2 separate regions of the Homo sapiens genome follow, and region 2 is linked to region 1. A link is an interaction called in ENCODE POLR2A ChIA-PET data of the cell type or tissue named here. Cell type or tissue: A673. All regions are shown on one strand. Links, peaks and the distances in the headings refer to the core of each region. The heading gives the core; the rest is flanking DNA. Region 1 overlaps RETSAT (retinol saturase). Region 2 has its middle 14 kb from the start of PARTICL.

Region 1 (4,000 bases), core at 1-4,000:
CTTACAGCAGCCTGTGCAATGTGGTCCCTTCTGTGTGTCCAGCTCCATCCGTCTCTGGTCACTCTCACTAAACTCCCACTAAACTATTAGGCAGAACCAATATCAAACAGCTGAGAGTCAACCATTTCTTACCTACAAAAATGGCAGTTTCTTATTGTTCGACCTAATACTTCTGGATGCCTGAAAACACCCAGCTCTTTCATATCTCCACACCTTTGCACATGCTGCTTCCCATTCCTGGAATATTCTCCAACCTCATCTGCTTGCTAGCTTCATCTCACCCTTTATTACTCAGCTCCAACACCTGTGCCTCCAGGAGGCTTCCCCTGTTCCACCGTGCTGTCTGTTATCCCCATCCTTAGCACACGCCTCCAGATGGCAAGTAAATGAATGCTTTTTCTTTTTTAAGATGAAGCCTCGCTCCGTTGCCCAGGCTGGAGTGCAGTGGTTCAATCTCAGCTCACTGCAACCTCCGCCTCCCAGGTTCAAGCAATTCTCCTATCCTGGCCTCCAAGTAGCTAGGATTACAGGCTCCCAGCACCGTGCCTGGCTAATTTTGGTATTTTTAGTAAAGACAGGGTTTCACTATACTGGCCAGGCTGGTCTCGAACTCCTGACCTTGTGATCCACCCACCTCGGCCTCCCAAAGTGCTGGGATTACAGGCGTGAGCCACTGCGCCTGGCCCTGGCTAATTTTTGTATTTTTAGTAAAGACAGGGTTTCACTATGTTGGCCAGGCTGGTCTCGAACTCCCAACCTCAGGTGATCTGCCTGCCTTGGCCACCCAAAGTGCTGGGATTACAGGCATGAGCCACTGCGCCCGGCCTCTTTTATCTCTATCTTTTATTACCTAGCACTTGAAAAACAAACAAATATATCTGGATTGTATTTAACTCAACTGATACCTTGCTTCCTGGACCCCTTTCAGCTGAAAGGAGAACTTGTTCATGGACATCAGAGAAAACCTTGCCCAACCAACAGCCACCTCTCTCTTACCACCCGGTAACTTATCAGTCTCTCCTACTAATGGATTCTCTCAGATCACTGATGGCCTTTTCTCCTTCATTTTTCATTTTGCACTGGGCCCCCCACTTATCACCTCCTTGAAAGGTTCCTCTGATAAATGCATGTCTACATTAGCCCAGTTTTTCCCAGGCCTCTTTTTGTCTGCTTCCCTGGCTTCTTTAAGCACCCATTAGTCATAGATGGCCTATTCTGTTTAACAGAGTCCTTCTTGCACAGACCCTCTATTCCAAGAGTTCATTTATACTGGGATTCTGAGTCCCTATGCGGGTTACAGCATCAACCTGAGCCAGGGTAATAACGTTCTGGGCCCCACTTTACAGATAGAGGCAGGGAACCTTGCTGGCCTCCATACTATCCTGTGGAATCCAAGGTTACTCATTCATTCTATTGGCCACTGAACAGCATTTATTGAGCCTCTAATATGTGCTAAGATTTATAGATACAAAGATAAAAGACAGTCTCTACACTCAAGAAGATAGTCGGCTGGTCTCCGTGCCTGACGCCTGTAATCCCAGCACTTTGGGAGGCCAAGGTGGGCGGATCACAAGATCAGGAGATTGAGACCATCCTGGCTAACACATGGTGAAACCCCATCTCTACTAAAAATACAAAAAATTAGCTGGGCGTGGTGGCGGGCACCTGTAGTCTCAGCTACTCGGGAGGCTGAGGCGGGAGAATGGCATGAACCAGGAGGCGGAGCTTGCAGTGAGCCGAGATCACACCACTGGACTCCAGCCTGGGCAACAGAGCGAGACTCCAACTCAAAAAAAAAAAAAAAAAAAAAGAAGACAGTCATAGATTACTGGGTAAATAATTTTATCTATTAAATAAATAAATAAATACTGTTCTTTGGGGACCATGCAATCCTTTATTTTTCTTTTCTTTTCCTTTCTTTTTTTTTGAGATGGCGTCTCGCTCTGTCGCCCAGGCCGGAGTGCGGTGGCGTGATCTCAGCTCACTGCAACCTCTACCTCCTGGGTTCAAGCAATTCTTCCGCCTCAGCCTCCCAAGTAGCTGGGACTATAGGTGCGTGCCACCATGCCCAGCTAATTTTTGTATTTTTAGTAGAGACGGGGTTTCACCGTATTGGCCAGGCTGGTCTCGAACTCCTGACCTTGTGAGCTGCCCGCCTCGGCCTCCCAAAGTGCTGGGATTACAGACGTGAGCCACCATGCCCGGCCATATTTTTGTTTTTTTTTTTTTAAAGAGACAGGGTTTAACCATGTTGCCCAGGCTGATCTCAAATTCCTGAGCTCAAGTGATCCTCCCATCTCAGCCTCCCAAAGTGCTGGGGTTACAGGCTTGGACCACTATGCCCGGCCAATCCTTTATCTTTCCTGCTTCCTTTTTATTTCTGGACTAATCACTATCCCTGGACCCTGCTCTGGGGCAGATTCTCACCTTTAGCCTCCATGAGGAGGTCAGTTCTCCTACTCCTTCTGGTCTCAGGGAGACCCCAGGTCTCGCCCACACCAACCCAGGGACCCAGAAGGGCAGGGCGGGGCAGGGCTCTCACCACAGGCTTTCCCAGCTGAGTCCAGCAACACACTCTGCACAGTGGCCTTTGTGAGGACAGCGCCCCCAGCCCGCTGAATCACAGGGATGGTGTGGAAGGCAATTTCACTGGAACCCCCTCGGGGATAAAAGCCTCCTTTCATGTAGTGGTTGACCAGCAGGGCGTGCATGGAAAAGGCACTGTGGTTGGGGGTGACACCTGCAGAAGCAAGGAAGGGTGGTGAGCTGGCAAGAGAAGGCACCAGCACCATTCAGAAAGGAACGTGGAATTCTGTGAGATAACACACAGCCCAGTCTATCCGAGGAACCACATGTTCCTCAGGGTCCAAGGCAGCCAGAGGAGCCTTTCCATCTAGACATGGGGTACCTTAGAGATCTTGGCGCCAGTAGGAATACCCCCCCTGCAAACTGCCATGCTGCCAAGACCAAGGAGGATAGTGTTGCTTGAATTGAAAAATCATCCAAGGCATGGATGAACAGAATTTTGACCAAGGAGTCCAGCAGGTGGCCAGACTTCTCATCCACAAGCTCCAGAGGGCCTGGGGTTTACACTGCTCCATATCAGTCAGCCAGGCAGGGTCGAGAAGAAAGATTGAGAGATGAGAGGGCAGCCGTTCCTCCTCCAGAAGCTGCCCAGAGCCCAGGCCCAGTACCCACCGTAAGTGGGGAAGATGTAGCTGAGTACTGCCTGGAGCTCAGAGGAGGCCCCCAGCTGCTGCAGGACCTCAGCCAGGCTCTGGGTGGATGCTTGAAGGAATGGAGAGAAACGAGTCAGCAGCCCACACCTGTCGAGGAGCTGAACCACGGGCAATGGGAGGAATTTCAACAGGATGGCATGAGGGGCTCCACTGGATACCACCTGGGGGAGTGAATGAGGACAGCAGGCCTCACCTCTAGAACCGCTTTGACAGAACTGCTATCCCCATAGCCTGGACCAGCCCAAGAATCCAGCAACACTTACCCCTGACTGAACTTTGCTGAATTTGAATATTTTTAAAAAATCTATACTCTGTGAATTTTTCCCATCCTACACTCGGATGAGTCCTTTTTTTGCTTTTAATTTTCCTGCTCAAATTCCTTTTCAAAAATCCCAATCTGGTCTCGGATGCAGTAAAAAGGAGTAGTGATCTGATGTCATGGAAGCCAGCCTAGTCAGGGAGGAGAGCAGGGCATCCCCAGAGGCCAGGGTGACAGCAGCAGCCGTGGAGCCAAGGCTCCAGAGAGAGAGAGACAGAGAACTGGATGGACTTGGGTGGAGGCTGAGCTAAGAACAGATGTGACTCTTCCTCCCTTCCTGCCTCCCGCACTGCACTCTCCACCCCCAGTGCCTCCACTAATAATAAAGAAACCCAGCCTTATCGAGAACAAACTCTGGGTCCTCAGCATGTCCATGTTACCTTAACCAGCTTTATATACTTGTCAATGATAGCTTCCTCCTGTGGAAACTTCTCCTTGAGGC
Region 2 (6,619 bases), core at 1,533-5,532, 180 kb after region 1:
CTGCAGCAAAGAGATGTCACATACATCATGTGGAGAGGTGAGAATAGCAAACTGAAGAATACATGCAGTATGATTTATTTTATATAATGTTCAAAAGCTTGCAAAAACAGCATATTGTTTACAGATGCATATTTTGGAGGTAAAATTATGAAGAAAAGCGAGATCATTATAAACAAAATTTAGGAGGGGGCTGGGATGGAGAAGGGCATGCAAAAGGGCTTTAACGGTGTTGGTTGTAATCTGTATCTTAAACTGGGTGTGGGTAGTAGGGTGTCCAGTTTTTATACTCTGTTCATGTGATCTCTTCTTTTGCAAGCATTTAATATTTAATTAAATTTTGAAAAACTAGATGTGGCAGAGGTCTCCTGCAAAAAAAAAAATTACAAAACGTTATCCTCCTAATCCCAGAACTCAAAACTCATCAACTCTCTCTGTTTAACAGTCAGACAAACAAACAAACAAAAGGACCAAGTTTACATATAGAGCAAATATAGATGGAGAAAAATGACCCAAGTGCCCGAGTTTCTCTCTCTTCTGGATCACATTTGTCTTTTAGCAATTTTTTTTTTTTTTTTTTTTTTGAGATGGAGTCTCACTCTGTCACCTAGGCTGGAGTGCAGTGGCTCCATCTCAGCTCACTGCAACCTCCACCCTCCAGGTTCGAGCAATTCTCCTGCCTCAGTCTCCCGAGTAGCCAGGACTACAGGTGCGCACTACTGTGCCCAGCTAATTTTTGCATTTTTAGTAGAGATGGGGTTTCACCATGTTAGCCAGGATGGTCTCGAACTCTGACCTCAGGCGATCCACCTACCTCAGTCTCCCAAAGTGCTGGGATTGCAGGTGTGAGCCACCATACCCAGCCTAGCAATTTTTAAAAATATTTCATTTAGGCCAGGCACAGTGGCTCACGCCTGTAATCCCACCACTTTGGGAGGCCAAGGCGGGCAGATCGCCTGAAGTCAGGAGTACAAGACCAGCCTGGCCAAAATGGTGAAACCCCATCTCTACAAAAAATGCAAAAATTAGCTGGGCATGGTGGCAGGCATCTGTAATCCCAGCTACGTGGGAGGCTGAGGCAGGAGAATCGCTTGAACCCAGGAGACAGAGGTTGCAGTGAGATCATGCCACTGGCACTCCAGCCAAACTCTGTCTCAAAAAAAGAAAAAAAAATCATTCATTATTGTAGTCACAAATACTTCTTCAGCATCTCATAAACCAGGCAATAAAGATAAACAAGGACAGATGCTGCACAGCAAAAGCACTGGAGGCTGGAGGAGCACAGGGCAGCCACAGGCAACTGGGCCTTGGGACATGTACTTCATTTATTTATTGTATTTTTTGTACAGATGGGGTCTCGCTGTATTGCCCAGGCTGGTCTTGGACTCCTGGACTCAAGTGATCCCACCTCGGCCTCCCAAAGTGCTTGGATTACAGGCGTGAGCCACCACTACCACTGGGATACGTACTTTAGAGCAAGCAGTGGTCCCTAAACTTTTTGGCACCAGGAACCAGTTTTGTGGAAGATAATTTCTCCATAGACAGTTTGGTAAGGGGGATGGTTTGTGGATGATTCAAGCACATTACACTTATTGTGCACTTTCTTTCTTTCTTTCTTTTTTTTTTTTTTTTTTTTGAGATGGACTCTCGCTCTGTCGCCAGGCTGGAGTGCAGTGCCGTGATCTTGGCTCACTGCAATCTCCACCTCCCGGGTTCAAGCGATTCTCCTGCCTCAGCCACCCGAGTAGCTAGGACTACAGTTGCATGCCACCACACCCAGCTAATTTTTGTATTTTTAGTAGAGATGCGGTTTTACCATGTTGGCCAGGCTGGTCTCGATCTCTTGACCTTGTGATCCACGCGCCTCAGCCTCCCAAAGTGCTGGGATTACAGGCGTGAGCCACCACGCCCAGCCTGGGCACTTTATTTCTATCATTATTACATTGTACTATGTAATGAAATAATATACAACTCACCATAATGTTGAATCAGTGGGAGCCCTGAGCTTATTTTCTTGCAACTGGATGGTCCCATATGGGGAGGATGGGAGACAGTGATAGATCATCAGGCATTAGATTCTCATAAGGAGCACACAACCTGGATCCCTCACGTGCTCAGTTCACAATAGGGTTCCAGCTCCTATGAGAATCCAGTGCTGCTGCTGAGCTGACAAAAAGCAGAGATCAGGTGGTAACGCAAACTCTGTTTGCGTACTGGGAGTGGCTGTAAATACAGATAAAGCTTTACTTACTGGCCTGTGCTCACCTCCCAATGTGCAGCCTGGTTCCTAACAGGGCACAGACTGGTATTGGGGTGACGGATTGGGGACCCCCTGCTTTAGAGAGTAGTAAGAGCAGATGTTTGTTGCATGGCAGGCCATATTCTAAGCATTTTACATATTCCATACAACATGTAGGAATTCACTGGATCCTCACCGTGCAACAATCCTAATGAGGTAGGTGTTATCATGATCCCCATTTCACAGAAGAGGAAATTGATAGGCACAGAGGGGTCGAGTGACCATCCATAAGGTCACACAGCTTGTAAGTGCTGAACCAGGATTCAAAGCCTGACACACTGGTGTTCCTGACCACCACACTCTGCTGCCCCTCATGCTTCCCTGAGAAGGTGACACTCTGGCTGAGACCTGAGCGATGAACACCAGTCAGGCAGCAATAGAGGAAGGAGATGGATGAAAGTTCAGGCAGATGGGGATGGATGAAAGGTCACCTGAAGGTCATACAAGGAACTAAAATAAACATTTAGCTGCACAGAGTGTGAAAGATCCATCCAGCTGAGAACAGTCCTCCTTCGTTTCTTTCTTTTGGACCTTGGCTGAGAAGGGCAGTGCAGGGATGAGGCGAGGTTTGGGGGAGGTGGTTCGAGCTCTGTGATCATTTTCTCTGGGTGAGAGGCAGACCTCGGTGCCAGGATCTGAGGGCTTCTAAAGGCCCTGGCAACAGCTACCAGGGCTCCTGAGAAAGTCCCCAGGCATCCAGGACCCTGCAGGCTTGGCAGCCCCTCAATCCCCTCTTGGCCTTGTTTCCCAAAGGACCCAACATCAATCAGGCACAAGAGCCTAAAACACGACCTAGCAAACAGCTGGCAAACTATTTTTAAAATCCAATTTAAAGTTGTATATGTATAAGCTCCAGTGGATTTCTCTGGGGAATTCTATCTTTCAAGTGGAAATTTTTTTTTAAGTCAAATAAGGTAATCTCTATTTTGATTCCCATCAAACCCCAGTGCGGGGCCCTGCAGCCAACGGTAAGTGCTAATCCACTTTAAGCACAAGCAACTCAGAGCTTGGGAGTCAGCGAGCCTCCAGGATCCACAGAGAAAGGTCAGGACTGCTGATATTTATCGTGTTAACGCTGTTAGTGTGTGTTTGGCTCTGTCCAGCACAGGAAAAGAAAGAAAAGACATGAATTTTGCCTGCTGGAGTGGAGAAGAGCCAGGCTTCTGGGATCTGCCCATGAGTTGTGCAGCTCCCTAAACCTTAGATTCCCTCTAGCCCTCTTCCAAAAACATAAATGTATAAATAGAGGAACCAAAAGAGACAAGAGCAGAGAGCAGGGTTCTGAGGCAGGAAATGGAGCAGAGAGAGCGAGAGGCAGGGCAGAGGGATGGGGAGGCAGCAGGCCCAGCACTCCACAGCCTTCTAGGCTAAGCTCAGCCACTGCCTTTTTTGTGATTCTGCAGCCACCAAGCTTAGGCCTCAGGCGCTGATGGAGAGATAAAGCATCGTGTGACAGGGCCAGCAGCACAGTGTACCCTGCAAGGTCGGCAGCTCTTTGCTTCTCCCAACAAACACCTTTTTCTGCATTCAGCCACCCAGATTTATTTGTCTCGGCTTTTCATCTTTCTGAGATCTAAAGTTACAAATTGGACAGACAGAGCTAGAGAAGGATTTCTCCTGCATTTTCTTCCCTACAGTGTGCTCTGCAAATGTCATTGCTCCTGCCTCACGGTTTTTGTCTAAACACAAACAAAACACAAACTTTAGGGTAATCTAAACGGACCCTTGGCTACCTAGGGGGTCGGATCTGCCGTGGCTACCCTTTCCCCCACCCTGCCCCCACCAGAGGCATGTTCCAAGCAGGCCAAGGTATTGAGACATTGGGAGGAGAGAGCAATGCTGGACAGACATCCTGGGGTGGAGGGGAGAGGGTCCCAGAGTGAAGGGAGAGAACTGGAAGGAAGCTCCCGACAGAAATGCTTTGTAATTTGCCTACTGTGGAGGGGCCCACAGAGGTTACAGGAGGCTGCTTTCAAGAAGGAAGGCAGTTCCACTGGGAGGGGAGAAGGGCAGGGAGCCCTACCTGCCCCTTCTGTCTGCAGTCATGATGTATGTGACCATAGTTTCACCAGGAAGTTCATGTTCAAGTCTAACCATTTAAAAAGCCATTCTTGGCTGGGCACAGTGGCCCATGCCTGTAATCCCACACTTTAGAAGGCTGAGGCAGGCGGATTGCTTGAGTCCAGGCTTTCAAGACCAGCCTAGGCAACATGGCAAGACCCCCATCTCTACAGAAAAATACAAAAATTAGCTGGGTTTGGTGGCACACACCTGTAGTCCCAGTGTCCAGCCAGGAGCACAGAACAGTCATCTGTGACCCCACTCCCTCCTGGTTTTCCTCTCCCAGGTCTGATCACTCCTTCTCAGCCTTACTGCCGGGTTCCTCTTCTTCCGCCCAACCCTTAAGGGTAGGTGATCTCTAGAGTCCCACTCATTTGGCCTACACAATTTCCTCATATCGAGTTTCAACTGCCACTTTCTCTGATGTTGCTGTCTTCAAAAGCAAACTGCTCTACGTCTCATCTACCTCATCCATCTTCAACCCAGAATTCTTGAGCACTAGATCCATAGATCTACTCAATGTGTTCACATGCAGCATGTTCCTCAACTCACCATTTTCTTTTTTTATTTTTATTTATTTATTTATTATTTTTATTTTTATTTGAAATGGAGTTTCGCTCTTGTTGCCCAGGCTGGAGTGCAATGGTGCAATCTCGGCTCACTGCAACCTCCGCCTCCTAGGTTCAAGTGATTCCCCTGCCTCAGCCTCCCGAGCAGCTGGGATTACAGGCATACACCACCACATCTGGCTAATTTTGTATTTTTAGTACAGACGGGGTTTCTCCATGTTGGTCAGGCTGGTCTCAAACTCCCGACCTCAGGTGATCCACCTGCCTCGCCTCCCAAAGTGCTGGGATTACAGGTGTGAGCCACCACGCCCGGGATTTTTTGTTCGGTTTTGGTTTGTTTGTTTTTTTTTTGAGACAGAGTCTTGCCCTTGTCACCCAAGCTAGAGTGCAATGCGTGATCTTGGCTCACTGCAACCTCCGCCTCCCGGGTTCAAGCGATTCTCCTGCCCCAGTCTCCCGAGTAGCTGGGATTACAGGCTCGTGCCACCACGGCTGGCTAATTTTTTGTATTTTTAGTAGAAACACGGTTTCACCATGTTGGTCTGGCTGGTCTCAAACTCATGACCTCAGGTGATCTGCCTGCCTCGGCCTCCCAAAGTGCTGAGATTACAGGTGTGAGCCACCGTGCCTGGCCTCAACTTATTATTCTCAAAGCTGAACTCATTATTTTCTTCCCCATCCTTTTCTGGTCTTGAACTCTCTCTCTCCTTCTGAGTGTTCCCTTGGGCAGAATTGCCATCCACTCAGTCACCCAAGGCAAACGCCTGCACTGTCTCCTTAATCCCTCCTTCTTTCTCATTCGTCTCATCCAATCAGGCACCAACGCTGTCAGTTTGTCTTTTCAATAACTTTTCCTATCTGGGGCTGCCCCTCCACCCCCACCATCACCTCTTAAATTTGAGCCCTGCTCTGTTGCAGAAATCTTCTTACTGGTCCCCTCGACTCTAGTCTCTTATCTCCTCTCCATCTTCCAGGATGCTTCCCTGGTGGTCTTCAGAAAAAACAAATGATTTGGTCACAATGCTTTCATTAATGCAGCTAAAAAACAAGGTTGTCCTATGTCAGAACAAACCATAATCTCCCATCTGAGGGATTCCTCTTCTCTCTCTTCGTTGTCTGTCCATGTTCCTTGTCTGCTTTCAAAATATTTATTTATTTTCGCTGGGTTCGGTGGCTCACGCCTGTAATCCCAGCACTTTGGGAGGCCAAAGCGGGCGGATCACCTGAGGTCAGGAGTTCGAGACCAGCCTCACCAACACGGAGAAACCCCGTCTCTACTAAAAATACAAAAATTAGCCAGGCATGGTGGTGCATGCCTGTAATACCAGCTACTCGGGAGGCTGAGGCAGGAGAATCGCTTGAACCCGGAAGGCAGAGGTTGCAGTGAGCCGAGATCTCACCACTGCACTCCAGCCTGGGCAATAAGAGCGAAACTCTGTCTCAAAAAAAAAATTTTTTATTTTAAAAATACGTTTTTAAAAATTAGACTTACATTCACCTAGTATAGAAAATTCAAATAATATAGAAAAGTGTCAAACAAAAAGCAAAATTTACCTTCTCCCTCCAGTCCCCAGAGCCACTCTCCAAACGCTACCACCATTTGTTTTGAATCGTTCCTGAAAAGTCTACATATACCTGTATACCTCTTTTTAATCTAACACAAATGAGATCATATTACCTTGCATATTGTTTT

What was found. Peaks named below come from ENCODE experiments on the same cell type or tissue, not always from the same donor. Only the 100,000 strongest peaks of a DNase experiment are listed, where the experiment ranks them.
Region 2: POLR2A ChIA-PET joins it to region 1 with 13 read pairs; 25 of 35 experiments call an interaction of 5 or more read pairs at or near these places.

What each region holds. Positions count from the first base shown.
Region 1 is chr2:85,346,842-85,350,841 of GRCh38, forward strand. RETSAT (retinol saturase) reads right to left here. Exons shown (of 11, transcript NM_017750.4): 3 at 3,939-4,000; 4 at 3,199-3,400; 5 at 2,543-2,740. Among named protein-coding and RNA genes, the nearest start is that of RETSAT, 5.7 kb to the right of the region's middle. In A673, for the core only: no CTCF peak of the experiment used is centred there; no DNase peak of the experiment used is centred there.
Region 2 is chr2:85,521,078-85,527,696 of GRCh38, forward strand. No RefSeq gene overlaps it. Among named protein-coding and RNA genes, the nearest start is that of PARTICL, 14 kb to the right of the region's middle. RefSeq lists a silencer at 6,112-6,303. In A673, for the core only: no CTCF peak of the experiment used is centred there; no DNase peak of the experiment used is centred there; H3K27ac peaks cover 480 bases.